Regions from separate parts of the Mus musculus genome. Here region 2 is linked to region 1. The links are chromatin loops, found by intact Hi-C in ENCODE. Cell type or tissue: left cerebral cortex. All regions are shown on one strand.

The links. Hi-C counts contacts between places; a loop is a spot of excess contacts. Peaks named below come from ENCODE experiments on the same cell type or tissue, not always from the same donor. Only the 100,000 strongest peaks of a DNase experiment are listed, where the experiment ranks them.
Region 2: a loop joins it to region 1, with 5 times the contacts of the local background. A loop is called at or near these places in 2 of 42 quality-filtered maps.

Annotation. Positions count from the first base shown.
Region 1 is chr9:68,861,657-68,869,656 of GRCm38, forward strand. All of the region lies in intron 1 of Rora (RAR-related orphan receptor alpha), which reads left to right. Gm31262 (a long non-coding RNA gene) reads left to right here. Exons shown (of 2, transcript XR_379583.4): 1 at 1-8,000. Among named protein-coding and RNA genes, the nearest start is that of Gm31262, 42 kb to the left of the region's middle. In left cerebral cortex, no CTCF peak of the experiment used is centred here; DNase peaks (open chromatin) are centred at 4,949 and 7,114; H3K27ac peaks cover 490 bases.
Region 2 is chr9:68,742,148-68,750,147 of GRCm38, forward strand. All of the region lies in intron 1 of Rora (RAR-related orphan receptor alpha), which reads left to right. Among named protein-coding and RNA genes, the nearest start is that of 9530091C08Rik, 19 kb to the right of the region's middle. In left cerebral cortex, no CTCF peak of the experiment used is centred here; DNase peaks (open chromatin) are centred at 3,160 and 4,326; H3K27ac peaks cover 215 bases.

The sequences.
Region 1 (8,000 bases):
GATCTAAGTAGCACGGAAAGCTGAGGTCTCTCTCTGAAAGCAGGAAAACGATGCCAACACCATTAGGTGAGCCCCCGGCAGCGACACTCAGAGCAAAAGTATCTTTCTACAATATCTTCGCAAATTTTATGGCTACATGTACATTTTCACCCACATTCATTAATCTGCATGCTTAAACAGCTATGCATGCACTGGGGGCCGCCAATTTGCTTTATCTCTCTGTCAAACATTTTTCATGCACTGGCTCACTTTGTGGTCCCAACCCTCCCATAAGATGATGACTATTGTTATGATACTGATAGATGGGGTAACTGAAGTGAAGTGCTCTGCCCCAGAACAGAGAGACCTCAAGGGACTGATTTGATATTTGAATATGGCTGATACAATGAAGACCTGGGCTCTTCTGATTCCTCACATATGCTAATTAAGCAAGCCCTGCCTATCTCTCAAGGCTGCCTAGGATTAGCACATTGCTACCCTTCCAAGGTTGTTTACCTACACTGCACACAGTACCGTGTGAATGAACATACAAAGGGATGTATACATCCCTATATACATCACACACACCCCTCATAGTACCATCCCACTAGTATTATGTCATGTGACTCACACAGGCACCTTCTGCAGGCCAAACCACAGGCAACATGTTCATATTTACAGGTTTGCCCAGCATAGTGTATTTCCCTGGTGTGTTTATTAATTGTGCTTCTAGGTCCTGCTCTATCACTTTTCACCAAAAGGACAATTGTGTGGCAGATTCTCTGACTGAACCTGGAGCTAGGATAGCAACTAGAAAGACAGAGTGACCCTGTCTCCACCTGACACTGTCCTGGGGTGATAGACATGTATGTTACTATGTATGGCTATTTTTTTCTTCCTGTGGGTGCTGGGGATTTAAACCCAGGTCCACGTGCTTATGTTACAAGTAATCTCACCTATTATGCTACTTCTCTAGTACCCGATCTCCTTTCTTGGGATGAAGACCAAGACATGACCTACTATGATTCGGGATCCTTGTTTTTTTAATAGCCACTCAGGTAACAAATGAAGCCACCTACCTCTAGAGATCTGAGATGCCTAAAGCTTAGACCAGTATCTGGTAAGTTTCTAATCTTTACAGTGAACCTCATTAAACTACTAGGCACAAAATGACCTTATTAGTGCAAGAGTTTGTTACTCAGGAGGCTGTAAAGATAGGTGAGGGAGTCTAAAATGTCCTCAGAACAAGCTGGGGTGCCCTTGAAGCTTCCTTAGCTTGGGGCTAATGTGGTTTGAGTTATTCTTTAGGGAAAAAAAGCCCTCCAGCTCTGTGGTCTGTGATGGATTAGAGCAGTCTCCACAATCTAATTGCTGTAGCATGAAGCTTTGAATCAAGATGTGAAGGGCCTTTGGTCAATATTTTGTCTCAACAGCTCTGAATGCAGTCTTAAAGTGCTTCTGAGTTTTAGTGGGGGCGGAGCTTGGTGACTGTCACCATACACAGGCAGTATTATTATCAATAGAACTCACCTCGTTCATTTTTCAGAGGTATAAATTTAGGGCCTGGATCATCTATCCCAGGCTGTGCCATGTTTGCCACGATACAATGCTACTGCTGTTGCAAAGGAGGCTCTTTCATCCTGGGATTCATTTGGGAGGCCCTGAACTTTAGTGGTTGGAGACAGGGTGACCTGCAAGGGACAGATGTGAAAGCTATGTATAGGTGACTCCTGCATAATGACTTCAGGTATGAGCCTAAGAGGGTGAAAGAAGTAAGAGATGTCAGTATTTTAAAACTCTGGGGGACTTGAAGGGAAAACGTAATATTCAAAGCTGGCATCACAGACACATTCCAGAGGACTTCTGGTGGTATTCCACGGTGGCTCTTTGGAGTGCAAACATGGGGCATCTGAGAAGTTACACCTTCTTTCAGTGGTTGAGCAAGACAAATGGCAGTGCTAGACAAACAGAGAGAAGAAAGGTCAGAAGACTGTAAGTCAGACATGGACCACACTAGGTGCCAGCGTCAGAGAAGTGCTTTGAGGACCAGAAAAAGAATCAGGAGTGAGCTATGATGGGGAAAGAATGAAGGTACAGAGTGATTGACAACTCTGGGAAAAAGTGATCAAACTGCTGTGTGGAATCTTATCAAAAGGGTGAGATGTCCTCAGGAGAACAGGAAAGAGAAGAAACAAGTGCACTGCATTATAAATGGTGTCGCCAGGGATTTGAAATTGACCTGATGTCTCCTGTTTTGAGAAGGGCACTCGAAAAATCAGTCCTGCACAAAATAACCTTCGCTCTCTGTAGCATCTCTGCCAGTTATCATTGGCACTCAACTATCTAGAGCTAAGTCTGAGTTTCCCACTTTTCTCTAACTGTCCTATCCTATTTCTTTTATATGTGTGTGTACATGTATGTGGTGTATGCATGTGTGCATACGCAGCATGCATGTGTGGTAGCGCTTTCACTCACGTGTGTATAGTTAGAGGCCAGAGACCAACATCATACATCTTCCTCCATCATACCCTACCTTAGTTTTGAGACAGGTCTCCCTGAGCCTAGAACTTGTGTATTCAACTATACTGGCAGGCCTGTAAGCCCCTGAGGTCCACCCATTTCCACACCCAGTAAGTTTTTCTGTGGATGTCGGGGATCCAGATTCAGGTAGGTCCTCGTGTTTCCAAAGTACACAGTTTACCCATTGCGCCGTCTTTCCAGCCCATTAGTCTTGTTTCTTATCATTGTACAGACTTATATAAGTTAGCAGACAGAATTTGCTCTGTAGTTGATGAGTGACTGGCAAACATCGCCAAGAACTACTGCACAGAGGGAGAAGCTGCCCAAGGGAAGACTCTTTTTTTCCCCCTTTAAAGGAAGGGCATGATGAAGGACAGGCATGGGGAAATTTTTGTCACTTTAAAATCCGGGCAGCAAAGCCTGAGAACAAATGGGGTTATCATGACACTGTTAGAAACTTGGGGCGAGTGATGCCGGCAATATCAATTTCAGAGGCACTGGGCTGGCTCGGCGTGTAATCTATTCCACCGGGCATGTTCCGGGAGCTGTGAAGCCACTGCAGTTTCTGTGCCTCGCAGCCACTGGGCCCTTTTGTATTAGAGAGCTTTGGAGATGTTAAGAGCATTTGGGGATCTTAGCAGAACTAAAAAAGATGCTTCCTTTCACAGCATGTATTAGATAAGATGGAAGAAAAGTCAAGGGGGAATAGAGCTCAATAAACTCGTTGTGCTGAGCCCCTCAGCCTGGACACAGAGGTTGTTGACGGCTTTTTCAGTTACTCAGGCTCGCAAAGAGCACAGGTTAATTAGTTCAGATACGTGTCCACTTAGCGGGTATTCTGGTACACACAGATGTGAACGCATGTGTATAAATACCAATTAATTGTTCGTAGTTGTATCTGTATGTAGAGATAAGTTCATTGCATGCAGGCATGTATGTTACATGTTATACATGTATGTTTACCCTGAGATCAGCATCCTAACATGTACGTGTGTACTATCCATGGAACAATATACTCACATCCAATTAGGCTGTGAGCCCAGGGTCTACATATATCCTATATGCAGATATATACATACGTGCAATCATCCCCGGATGTGGTAGTACCCATCTGTAATCCCAGGACTTGGAAGACGGAGACAGGGGGATCAGGAGTTCAAGGTCATCCTTAGCTATGTAACAAGTGAGAGGATAGCCTGTGCCACATGAGACCCTGGTCTCCCAAACCATGAAGAACAGCAGCGTGGTGATTTGGAAGACAAATATCCTTCACAGTCTCTGGTATCTAAACATTTGGTCCCCAGTTAGTTTAGGAAGGTTTGGGTGGTAGAGGAGTTATATCACTGGGGTGGGGTTTGAGATTAAAAGCCTTTGCCCATTCCTAGTCCTGTCTTTTCACTTCATTCATACCTGTACTTCAAGATTAGAGATGGCAGGGCCCTGCTTCTGCCACCATGCATACCTGCTGCCACGCTGCCCCTGCCATGACAGACCCTTAACCCTTTGGAGCCCTCAGCTGAAACCAACTCTTTGCTTCTGTAAGTTGCTTTGCTCAGGGTGTTTTATTACACCGTGACAGAAAAACAATAAATACAAGTGGTACCAGCACCAAACAGAGACCTCTGAGTATACGAGTGGTGGAAATATTTGCCAGCCTACATAAGTGCCCCTCCCCTGGTTCCCAAAGCAATCCTGAATGCTAATAGAAGAAAAGCACCACACGAGCCCACCCTGAATCTCGCCCTTCAGCTGTCTCAGCTGGTGTAGGTCACAGCTAGAACCAAAGTGAGCCCCTGACACTCCTGACTTTAAACCTCCTGTAATTCACTGAGGAATGCCAGGTCAAGGTCCCCCCTGAGTTAGTGAGCACCTGGATTAGAGTCTCCTTGATCAGTTTCCTGCTCCGTTGTATTTAGTACGAAAATAACGGGCTAACAAATCATCCCACACAGAGTTCTTTTGGGGCCACGGTAATAAATAGCGAAGGCAGTTATTTGAATTTTTGAATAAATAGTGAAGGCATGTATTTGAATTGTTTGACCAGCTTTCTGGAGAAGCAGTGCTTGCAAGTTCTTAAAGGGAACCTCTTCTATTAGCTATGTCTGAGCACAGCATGGTTCCATAGTGTCTAGATTGTTTATTTACCTTGAGCCCTTTGCTCCTCAGGTGAACATAACCCATCATCAGATCACTTATTCCAGAGCCAGACTGGAGCTGGCTCTCCTGGTAAAGCTTTGCTGTAACACCAGTTAGAAAAAGAAGGGACATATGTTTGTCTCCAGGAAGGTTAGAAATGGAAATAAATGCAAAAATATGCTTTCTGGCAAGTTGTCACTTTTAATATGAAGTCAGAAAACCCAAGACAGCTTTGTTTTGCTTTTTCTTTTGGTGGGGGCGAGGGGCATGGTGGGAGGTGGGGACTTGTAGCTGATTTTCTTTTCTTGCTTCCTGGTTTTTTGCTAGAAAGAAACGTGTTCATTTCCCACCCACCGCCCGCTCCCCTGAGCTGCAGTATCTGTCCAAGCTCATCCTTTTAAGTGCTCAATCCTAGAGAAGGGAGAAGAAAGGAGCCAACCGCGATTTAAAATATATATGTACTGCCTTTTTTTTTTTAAGCCTGCAAACTGGGATTTCTCGACTCAATTTGTGTTCTTGAGACAGTGGAGTCAAGTTTATATATAGTTTTTGATGTAGGACCTAATTAGGTTCTCAGCATATCTTAATACTTTCTGCTACATCTGCATTAAAGATACCGTTGCATACATTTGCATCTCATTTGCATAAAAAGTTAGCCATGCCTCTTACAACAACCTCTTTCACTCAATACCATGGGCAGCAGAGTATTTTGAAAAAGCATTGCAATAGTCCACGACAACACCAAATGTGCCCTATGTTCAGTGGTATCGCCCGTGTGTGTAACTGACTTCCTCCCACGGGGCACTTAAGGTTAAATCAACAAATAAGAAGACAGTAATTGAAAGAGTCTGTAATTATGTGATGTATTCAGCTTGGGAGTGAAAGGACCTGACTGATGTTTTTACTGATGCTCTTTTTGAATTTTATCCATACTAATAATCAATGGCAATTGTGGTGAAAGTTAGTGACATGTTTCACAGAAGAGGGGCTAACCTTGCCATCAAAGTCTTCATTCATGTCCTTATTCATTCATGTGCCTTCAGATGAGTCTATGTGGGGCAACCTTATTTCCAGGTCTCATTTAATGAGTCTCGGGCTTATCTGGGCCATTTTCCTTTAAAACTGAACATTCACCAGGGGATTGTCCCATCCCCTCATCCCCTCGGAATGAGCTTCCTACCTCAAACTCTGGTTTTTCCGGGATGTTCTTAGGTTTCGCCACTCAGTGGCTGTCCGATATTTTGTTACCCTCTTCTAGTCTTTATCCTTTATGGCTCCCAAACCTTTGAACAACCTTTCTGGGCATTGCTCATAAGCACCAGGATACAGCAAGCCTGCGGGTAGATGCTAGTGATCATGGAAGCCACTCTCTGTTTTGGAGAATACACTCCTTCCTTGCAAACAATCCTAACCAAAACATGTCTGGGAATGATGACACACTTCTGCCTCCTCTTGGAGATCTGCAGTGCAAAGAGCCACATCTTGCTATTTCCTGAAACTGGGAGACCATGGAAGCCTTGGTTGGGACCCCTTTTCCACAGTGACTTAAGATGAGGTTCCATGAGGACAGCAGTGACAGTAACCCTAGTACCAGCAGGGACTTCTTCAGTAGTAGCAGAGCAGTAGCCTGGGCTTTGTGTATGTGAGTTCTTCTTATGACCGCAGAACCAGGTTAAGTTCAGTGCCATGTTCAAGAGGAGAACCTGAGACCCCAGGAAATTAAGCAACTCCTACTTAGGATACAAATAAGAAAAGGGGGGAGAGTTGAGCCCAGGTTGGCTCTTGTATTACATCTGTAGTCCCTTTGTTGAGCCTGATATTCCAGGCCCCAGAGGTCTCTGCTTGTTCCTGAAGTGAGATGGCATGATTGAAGTCCTTTCCCACTCCCCCCTGGTTTCTCCATAGTCCATGTAAACTGTATGTATTGTACTGGAAACAGGCCCTTGGGGGAGGGGGAGGGATCCATTTCCCCAATATTCTGTTCTGCCCACTTCAATATCACTAAAGTTTCTTCACTTCAAATGTTTTTGTCTTAATATCTCAACTTCCAAGTGTAGCTTCATCCATGCATTTTAAATGCTCTCCGCACTGCTGATTAAGGCATTTTACAGTTTGATGTGAATTTGTAACTGGTTTTCCAAACTGCAAGACAGGAAGGATTAAAACAACAGCAACAAGAACTAATCCTTGCCTAGTAGGAAAGTCCCTCCCCAGATCCTTGGATTAAAGTAGAATCCATCAGCAGGGTTTCCTTGTCTTCTGAGACTGAGATTGGTCTCAGGTGGGGAAGCTTCCAACACCCAGGCATGGCAAGTCCATTCTTTAGGGATATCGCCTGCACCTCCTGTATTTATTGATAGGCACACTCATTCTCTCGATGGTAGTGATTAATGAGATGCTTACATCTTACTTTTCAGTAGTTTAATGAGCTGCAGGCTATGGGGGAGATCCGGTGGTGGCTGAGAAGCAGATGCCGGAGGAAGATGCAGAAAATGAATCAGAGGGTATAAAAAAAATGAGGTTTTTTAACAGATTAAAATATCTCTGATTTAAAACCACCTCAAAACAAACCTTGGCAAGGCAGGAGTGTTAAAAAAAAAACTCCCTGAGATCTTTCTGGGGGAGAAAAGCCCCTCTTCCTTTTCATGAACAATGCTGTTGGTGGTGGCTACCCATTTGTCTTCCTAGCCTCTTGGCCTAGTCTGTGCTAGCTATGTGAAGTGAAAAATTGATCAGAAAAATGGAATTTGCTCCCTGCTTTGTGCTTATAGCTGAAGTAGTTCATCATATTGGGGCTTAGAATAAGTGTGTCTAATCTACACTTAATTTTGCCTTAAACAGCTGGACTCGTGACCCTAGTTAACCTTTGTTTCCCATTCTTCTTTCTTCCTTTGGAAATGATGTTCACAGAATACAGATTTGGAAAGGTATAAATTCTAAGGTCCTAAGAAGACAGGAATAGAAGCCAAAGTGACCTCAATATATCAAAGGCAAAGCTGAAGTGCAATGGGGACAAATGGAAGGTAGGATTCGATGTCCACTGTGTGACCTCACAGACTGCACTTGCCAGACACTGTGTGGCAGGAAAGCCTCTTGCTTGTTGACACGAGGAACCTGCACCAGTGACTTGAGGACCTGCTGGGACAAGGGAATAAGCCAAGCGTCTTGCCCCCAGTTAGCTTGTAGCTTCCCTGCCATCACCTGCAGGAACCAGCTAGCCAGCTCCGCGCTGTTTGTTTTCTCATTTTCTAGATGTGGAAGTGGTGGCACAGGCCAGTAAAATAACTCTCTCAAGTGTTCCTTTAGTTCCTGATTTAGCCAGCTTCGGACAGTGTCCTTTCCACTTGACCAGGAACGTGTCCTTA
Region 2 (8,000 bases), 120 kb before region 1:
ATTTAATGAGTTATAGGTAATAACTGTCAAAATTGAATCTGTCATATTCGGGCTGCAAAGGGAAGAGAAGGGGCAAGAATTGTATTCTGGAGCAGTTGAGGGATGTCAGAATTGCTAAGAAACCCTGCAAGTATCTGCTAAAAGAATGCAGAGAGTCGTGGGGTTCAGCCGAAATGCTCTGGGGAGCCATAGGCAAAAACTTGGTAGTATTTAAGGTGGCAACAACAGCAAACACACACACACACACACACACACACACACAAATCCCATAAAACTGTATAGATTGTCTATATGATGTGGACCATGAAACACGTATGTATATAGTGTGGGCTATGAAATGCATGTCTGCATAGTGTGGGCTGTGAAACGTGTGCACCTTGCATTATTCACACAGTGCTTCTGTGACAAAATACAGTTAAGTGCTATCTTACTCCACTTCCTGCTCCTCTTCACCTTGGCTTGGAAGTCATTGCTGCCGTTGGCCTCTTGGTTTTCCTTGTCACTCAGCCCTGAAGGTGGTAGGATGCTCCTTCCTTACCCAGACCTCCTTATTAAGACACACTTCATCGCCAAAGAAGTGTTGGCCCAATGAAAGTCCAAGGGATGCTACCTGTCTGTAGCTCCTTGTGTACATAGGGTCCCTTGAGGATGCTTGACACCCAAAGCAGTGGGTAGTGATCTACCAGGTGGCCTCATAGGAATTTTGAGTGCCTGGAGGAGCAGTATTTCTTAACTCTGACCACTATTGGCTGGGTCAATCTGATCCTTTTTGTTGTTGTTGTTTGTTTTGTTTTTCAAGACAGGGTTTCTCTGTGTAGCCCTGGCTGTCCTGGAACTCATTCTGTAGACCAGGCTGGCCTTGAACTCAGAAATCCGCCTGCCTCTGCCTACCAAGTGCTGGGATTAAAGGCGTGCACCACCACCGCCCGGCGGTCAATCTGATCCTTATGTAGTCAAGCCACGATACCTTTTAATTCAGCCCTGGCAATCTTATAGTTCTAGAAACATTGGCTTTTTTCCCCAAAGTCTTTCTTGTTTGTGTTTGTTTGTTTGTTTGTTTGTTTGTTTTGTTTTTTGAAAATACATCTTTTGGGGACTAGAGAGATGGCTCAGGGGTTAGGAGCACTGGCTGATCTTTCATTGCACCAAGGTTCAGTTCGCAGCATCCATATGGTGGTTCACAACCATCTATGACTAGGCGCTGAGTGCATGTAGCTCATAGCCTTATATCCAGGTAGAACATCCATATACATAAAATAAAAATTAATAATAATAAAATACATCCTCTTCCTCTCTGCTTCTTTCTTATGCAGGATAGTGAGAAAGGATTCGATTCTTTCACCGATTTTTACATTTTCTTCCTCTCTCTGGGTTTCTCTGGCCCATTCTCAGTAATTCTGTTGCAGTTGACAACAGGACAATCAATTGGATAATAACTTGTATATGGGCTTCAAATTGCCTCAGCCCTAGGTCGTTCTGGTATATCTTTGCCTCCAAATTCTAAGTTCTTGCTTGGATCCACACTCAAGCAGTCACTAAAAATATTTACTCCTCACATGGGTAGAAAATGTCACCCTTTTCTACTAACCCATTGTGGGTAGTATTAATGCCCAGAGTCAATAGCGTGCTCCTTTTGTAATACGAGTAACCACTGCTCTCAAATATGAACGCAGTGTTCTGGAAAGCAGGCAAACTCCTTGATCACATTTTGGCTTTAAAAATAAAATGGATTCTTTTTATTGGGGGTGTGGGGGTGCGTTCAATTTACACTTTCCTGTTATGATGCTCACCGATAAGGATGCTGCAAATAGAACAGAATGTGGTGGGATTTAGGGTTCTGAAAGAGGTTTCTTGTGTGAAAAACAGCTTTTCTTGACAAGCCGCTTGTCAAGGGTTTCGGCAGCCTCTCTTTTCATTTATTTATTTGGTTTGAGGGAGTTAGGAAGGTGTTTGGTGTATTTTGTGCTGGCAGCTCACACGTCAAAAACACAAGACTAAAAATATCCCCGAAATATGAATATACAGCAGTCTCTTCTTTCTTTGCCCTGCCCCCAGTTTACAACGCTGCAGCCAGGGTTTGCAGAGGGCTGAGCCTGGGGTACTAGAGTGGGGGAACTTGCTGTTCCGCGTTTCTGCATTGGCTGGTCTTTGCGAAGACCTAAGTTCACGTTTTATCCCTAGCTAAACCCCACACTCTCCTCTCCTTTTTGAGATTGGATCTCATGTAGCTCAGGCTAGCCTTAAACTCCTTGAACTTCAGATCCCCACAGATGTGTTGGGATTACAGAAGCAGGCTATGGTGTCTGGCTTTACATGGGTTCTAGGGATTTGAACTCCTCATTTTTACAGGGAAAGCATTTTCCTGCCTTCTTACTTCCCCACCTACCCAGGTCTACTGTTGTGTCATTAACTGGATCTTTAAGGATGAGTTGAATATTCTAGGGGAAAGTTATTAATTATATGTGCCCACATCACACATTTGTGTGTTAAGTAGCAAGCAGCATGGTTCTTAAGCCTACTTTAAAAACATCTGTGCCCAAAGGCCTAGAGCTAGGTAACTGGAGTTGCTGACGATGTTCTATTCTGTGATTAGCTTTCTGCCTAAGAGTAATGCAAGTAAAACCAGGCCTAACTCCCGTCCTTGGGCTCTGCATTTGGGAGCATTGGGGAACGCATTGCTATGGTGAGACAGTTGACCTCTTTGGGGGATCTTTTTTCTCTCCCCAAAACTGTCTCATGTGTATGCATGTTTTATCTGTGTGTATGTCTGTTTTATCTGTGTGTATGTCAATATACTACATATACGCCTGGTGTCCTTGGAGGGCCTAGAGCTGGAGTTACAGATGATATATAAAAAGCAACTGCGTGAACTTGAGGGAGGTGCATACATGGAAGAGGTTGGAGGGAGGAGAGGATAGAAGAGGTGGTATAGTTACCTTATGATTCCAAAAACTAAAAAAGAAAAAAAAATTATAAAAAAAAAAGTGAAAAAAGCTTTGCCTTGGTCTGGCATGGTACAGTCAGTGTTCTGTGAATGTATGTGCTTGCTGGTGGTTACATTTATAGCAAAACAACTGAGAATGTGCAAAAGAAGTCTGAGAAGTGCCAAGTGGTGGCCTCCAGCCCCCAGCAGAACATTCTGGGGTGGGAAGAGCCTCCGATAAGTTAGCGTCCTTCCCGGCCCTCGTTTCTTAGCTCTGGTTTAAATTTGGAATGTTTTATGGATGTGAGTGTTTGGCCTGGATGTGTGTCTGAGCACCACATGCGTACCCAGTGTCATCAGAAGCCAGAATAGGGAACTGGATCCCCTGGTACTGGAGAAACTGGAGTTACTATGAGCTGTCTATTGTGGGTGCTGGGAATTGCATTCAGGTCCTGTATAAGAGCAACTAGTGCTCTTAGCTGCTGAGCCATCTCTCCAGCCACTTTTGTTATATTTTAAAAGGAAACTTGAGAGATGGAGCTAAGAATTTCAGGGCAAACAAAGCTTCTGGGGAGGGCATCTTTAATTTTTTTCTTGTAATTTATTTATTTAGTTTTTGGGTTTGAATTCTAGATTTTTTTTTTGATACACTCTGACACTTGTGGTTTCCTGGTGCTTGTTGTCATATTAAAGGTAAGTCCTAAAAAGAAATCCTAGGGTCTGGAGAGGTGTCTCATCGGTCAAGAGCACTGACTGCTCTTCCAGAGGTCCTGAGTTCCATTCCTAGCAACCACATGGCGACTCACAACCATCTGTAATGGAGATCCAATCCAATGCCCTCTTCTGATGTGTTTGAAGACAGTGATAATGTACTCATATACGTAAAATAACAATAAATCTTAAACAACAACAACAAAGCCTAGACCTACTGGACTTTGTGAAGTCCAGTATTAGCTAAACATTTATTCTGTATGTGTGTATTGTGTGGGGGTAGAATTCTTCTACCAACCAAAGCATTGTGTAGCATCTTGGTGACCCCAGGGTGCCATGGAACATAGCCAAGGCTATGCAGAGCAAGCCCCTCTGTATGTGCTCCATGATCACACTTTCCTGTGCTTGGGAGGTGTCCTGCTAATGGCAGTTCAAAGGGACCTGGATTTCTTGAAGTATTAAAACTCACACACCTCATCAAAGGATTTCCAGAGATCACTCTTAAAACCGGCAGGCAAGGCACACAGAGCCGTTTCTGGATGGTCTTCTTTCCCTGGGGGCTCACGCTGGCCAACCTGCCTCCGTGGAGTTTCTGTATGTGTGGCGTCTAAAAACCTCTGAAAATCGTTATTCACAGCTCATTCAGCACACGAAGAACCATCTCGCTCCATCCCACGTCTATGTGAGTCACTTTTTAAAGTGCTTTTAAAAAAAAAACTGTCTCATGCACATAGATAATTAGAGAGGGGGGAAAAACAAGTAAAAATAAATCGTGTTGTTGAATTTAAAAGCCCAAATGAATCTTAAATACCAAATACATATGTTTCTCACTTTCTTGGCTCACCAAGAACTGGCCACCTTTGCTCTAATCCTACTCCAAGCATGGGTGGTGGCAGTTTCCCTCAACCATAAGTGGTTGATTTAGGAAGAGCATGCCAAAAATAAAGATAATCTCGTATTCAATTTCCCAAATTGCTCAATGTAAATAAAGCCCAGAGAGGCCTGCAGTAGGCCGATGTTGCAGGTTACCAGCCCAGTGTATGTCTCTTTCTAGGCTAATAACTTGTCATCTCGGACAATGATGTCCCAGTTTATATGGTTCTCCTTGAAGACTGTCACCCCCCCAGAAATGGGATGCCTAAAGTTATTTGTTATTTTTGAGTGCATTTACTGATTGGTATTTATATTGGAATGGGAAACTTATTATTGCCTATTATTTCATCATTAAATTTAATGTATGAAATGTGTGATTTTATAGCTATCCATTACCACGTTAATTTAATGCAATGCAAATTGATTGTTCAGCAAGCGTGGCATGCGTGTAAGCATACATTTCAAATTTTAAAATGCTAAGTTCAGTTTAGCTCTGTTTTGAGGGGTGGTCCTTTTATCTGTTTCAATGTAAGATCATGTGTCTGGTCTGAGCCCCACTATCACTAGGTACCCATTGCCTGTTCTACTGTCCCTCAGTTTACCTGTCCCCCACTGTTCCAATGGGCCTGATCTCTGCTTTCCTGGTCTCTTTAAAAGAAGCTTTAGGAATTAAATGTCTAGCTGCATGGTTTTACGATTTGCTGATCTCTCTCTCTCTCTCTCTCTCTCTCTCTCTCTCTCTATCTGTGTGTGTGTGTGTGTCTGTCTGTCTGTCTGTCTGTCTGTCTGACTGTATGAGCGTGTCTGTGTGTGTCTGTATGTATGTGTGTCTCTGTATGCCTGTCTGTATGTATGTCCATGTGTATGTCTGTCTGTATGTGTGTGTCTGTGTGTGTGTGTGTGTGATTTAAGGAGGCAGTACAAGTCTCTGACATTGCAATTTTGAGAATAGCATCCAAGCATGAGAAAACTCTCTCTCACACTTGGGTATTATTCTCACCCTTTGGGGAACAAGATAGGCTTCATCAGTAGGCTGTGTCTGCACTTGCTGTAAGTGGAAAATATCATACTATTTCTACAGAGTTATGATAGAAACTGGTAACAGTAAAAACATTTTTTGTTAAAGCAAACATTTAACAGGAACATTTGGTAAAAACAAAACAATATCAAGAAGAAAAATAACTATCGGCATAAAAAAAAAGAGGCAGGTGCTTACACTTTGTGCTTTTTGAAGACTTCCGTTTGCATTCTCAGCCTACACACAAGAAAGGTCCAGTACCATGGCGCTCTGGGGTCAGCAAGGAAAGGTCCAGTGCCGTGGAGCTAGGTCAGCAAGTCCCCACCACACGTGCTTCTGGCCCGTGGGGAGGACTGGGGACTCTGACCTGGGTGCTTTTGGGCTACTTGATTCCAGATTAAAAAGAAATGACTATACTAATTTTAAAAGGCAAATTATAATGTATAAATCAATTATAAAAATACAATTTTATCATAATTTTTATTTATGTGTATGTATATTTGTGTGTGGGTAGGCCATGTGTCTGTGGATGTGTCTACTTTCTAAAGCCAAAAGAGGGCATCAGAGCCCCTGGAGCCCACCTGATGTGCGTGCTGAGAACTGAACTCTGGATTCTTACATGAGCAGAAGTACTCTTAACTCCAGAGTCATTTCCCCAGCTCAAGGTAGTGTTTGAAATTAATCTTTTTAATCACTAGGTATTAAAGTTAATCAAAATGATGTTGGCTCATAGCACTGTTTGATGCACTCTACATATATTTGTGGAATTTGTAAGAAAATGGGGTGCTTCTTCATTAAATTTTAGTCTGATCACCGGTTCTGTTGTTCTTTGGGTCTCTGTTTCTCTGAGAGGGAGGCCTCCATCTTTAAAAAGTAGCTCGTTGGCAGAATCAACTCTGCAGGGCTCGTGGGGGCTCACAGAGACTGAAGTCGGATCATGGAGCCTGCATGGGTCTGTGCTAGGGCCTCTGCATGTGTTGTGGTTGCTGGCTTGGTGTTTTGGGAGGGGAATTCCTGACAGTGGACGTAAGGGTATCTCTGACTATTTTGCTTGCTTTTAGGACCCCTTTTCTCCTACTGAGTATCCTTTTTCAGCCTTGATATGAGCCTTTGGCCTGTTTTATTGTTTCTTGCTGTTCCATTTTGATTGATGTCCCCGGGAGACCTGATTTTTTTTTCTGGGAGGAGATGATGGTGTGTCAGGGAGTGGGTGGTCAGTAGATCTGGGGGATAGGGGAACGAGGGGGGTAGGGGGAAGTGGGGGGAGCTGGGAGAGATGGGAGGGGCTGGCAGTAGTGGAGGAAGGGGAAGCTGCAGTCAGGATATATTGTATGAGTTTTTTTTTAAGTAGCTGCTTATTAATCCAGACTAGACTCTTGGCTTTCATGTGAACTCTCAAAAGCCAAGGTGAGCATTGAGCTGCTGCATACAGACGTCTTAACACGAGAACACACCACATCTGGTTGAATATATATTTAAAACTACTTTCAAAACCAGAAGAGATTTTAATATGTACTTCTTAGTAGATGATTCAATTTTTTTCATTATTATTCTTTACTATTAGAGACACAAATCACCTTCCATGGTATGCTGATTGAATTTTTTTTAGGACAGTGGTTGACTGGACAGTGTTTTGTTTTGTTTTGTTTTGTTTTGTTTTGTTTTGTTTTGTTTTGTTTTGTTTTTTGAACAGAAGCCATAGAGACTGGATAGTGAGAGAAAGGAGTCTTGATGGAAATAGGTCCCTACTCCGCTGAAAGTCCATACATCTCTGAAATGTCCCCAGGTGTGGCCATCACATACATCCCAACCTAGCTTGGGAGCCATTAGATGGTCTAAGCACAACCAAACCATGTCTGAGAATTGAAAATGACACTGTGTGTTCAGTCACCTTAGAATTCTTTAATCCAAACTTGGAGCATCAGTTGGCTTTCTATTGTTCTTACCTAAGAGGGCGAAGATCGGAATCTTCGCTCAGTGGCTTACCCATGGCTGGATGGTGAACAGAACGAAGAGACTTTTTGTTCCTTGGGATCTCCCTGCGCCTATCATTTTGCTCCTGCCTGGTAGAGCCTGTGAGGTACTGTATGTGCTAACGAGGGACCAGGCACAGATCATGATGCTGCATGCTGGTCGCTTTCCTACCTGAACGCTGTGGTATCTGTTCTTCCTTAAGCCTACGTGGTCTTCCTTACATAGCAAAAGGCAACGGCTCAAGACAGGTTGCATAGCTGCGTACATTCTACAGATTAACAGTAGGTCTGATCCTTCTAGAACCCGGACTGGTTCGCTGTGGGTGCTAAGTGTAAGGTCTCATGCTGGAAGGAAGATGTCCAGAGATACTTTCTTAGTAATTCACAGTTGAGCCAATGATCTGCCTACCCAGTCCTGCAACAATCAACCTTACTCATGAAGAAAGCCAGGCTATGGCTTTAACAAACACACTGGGCTTTCCTCCCAGATACACTTTGATGA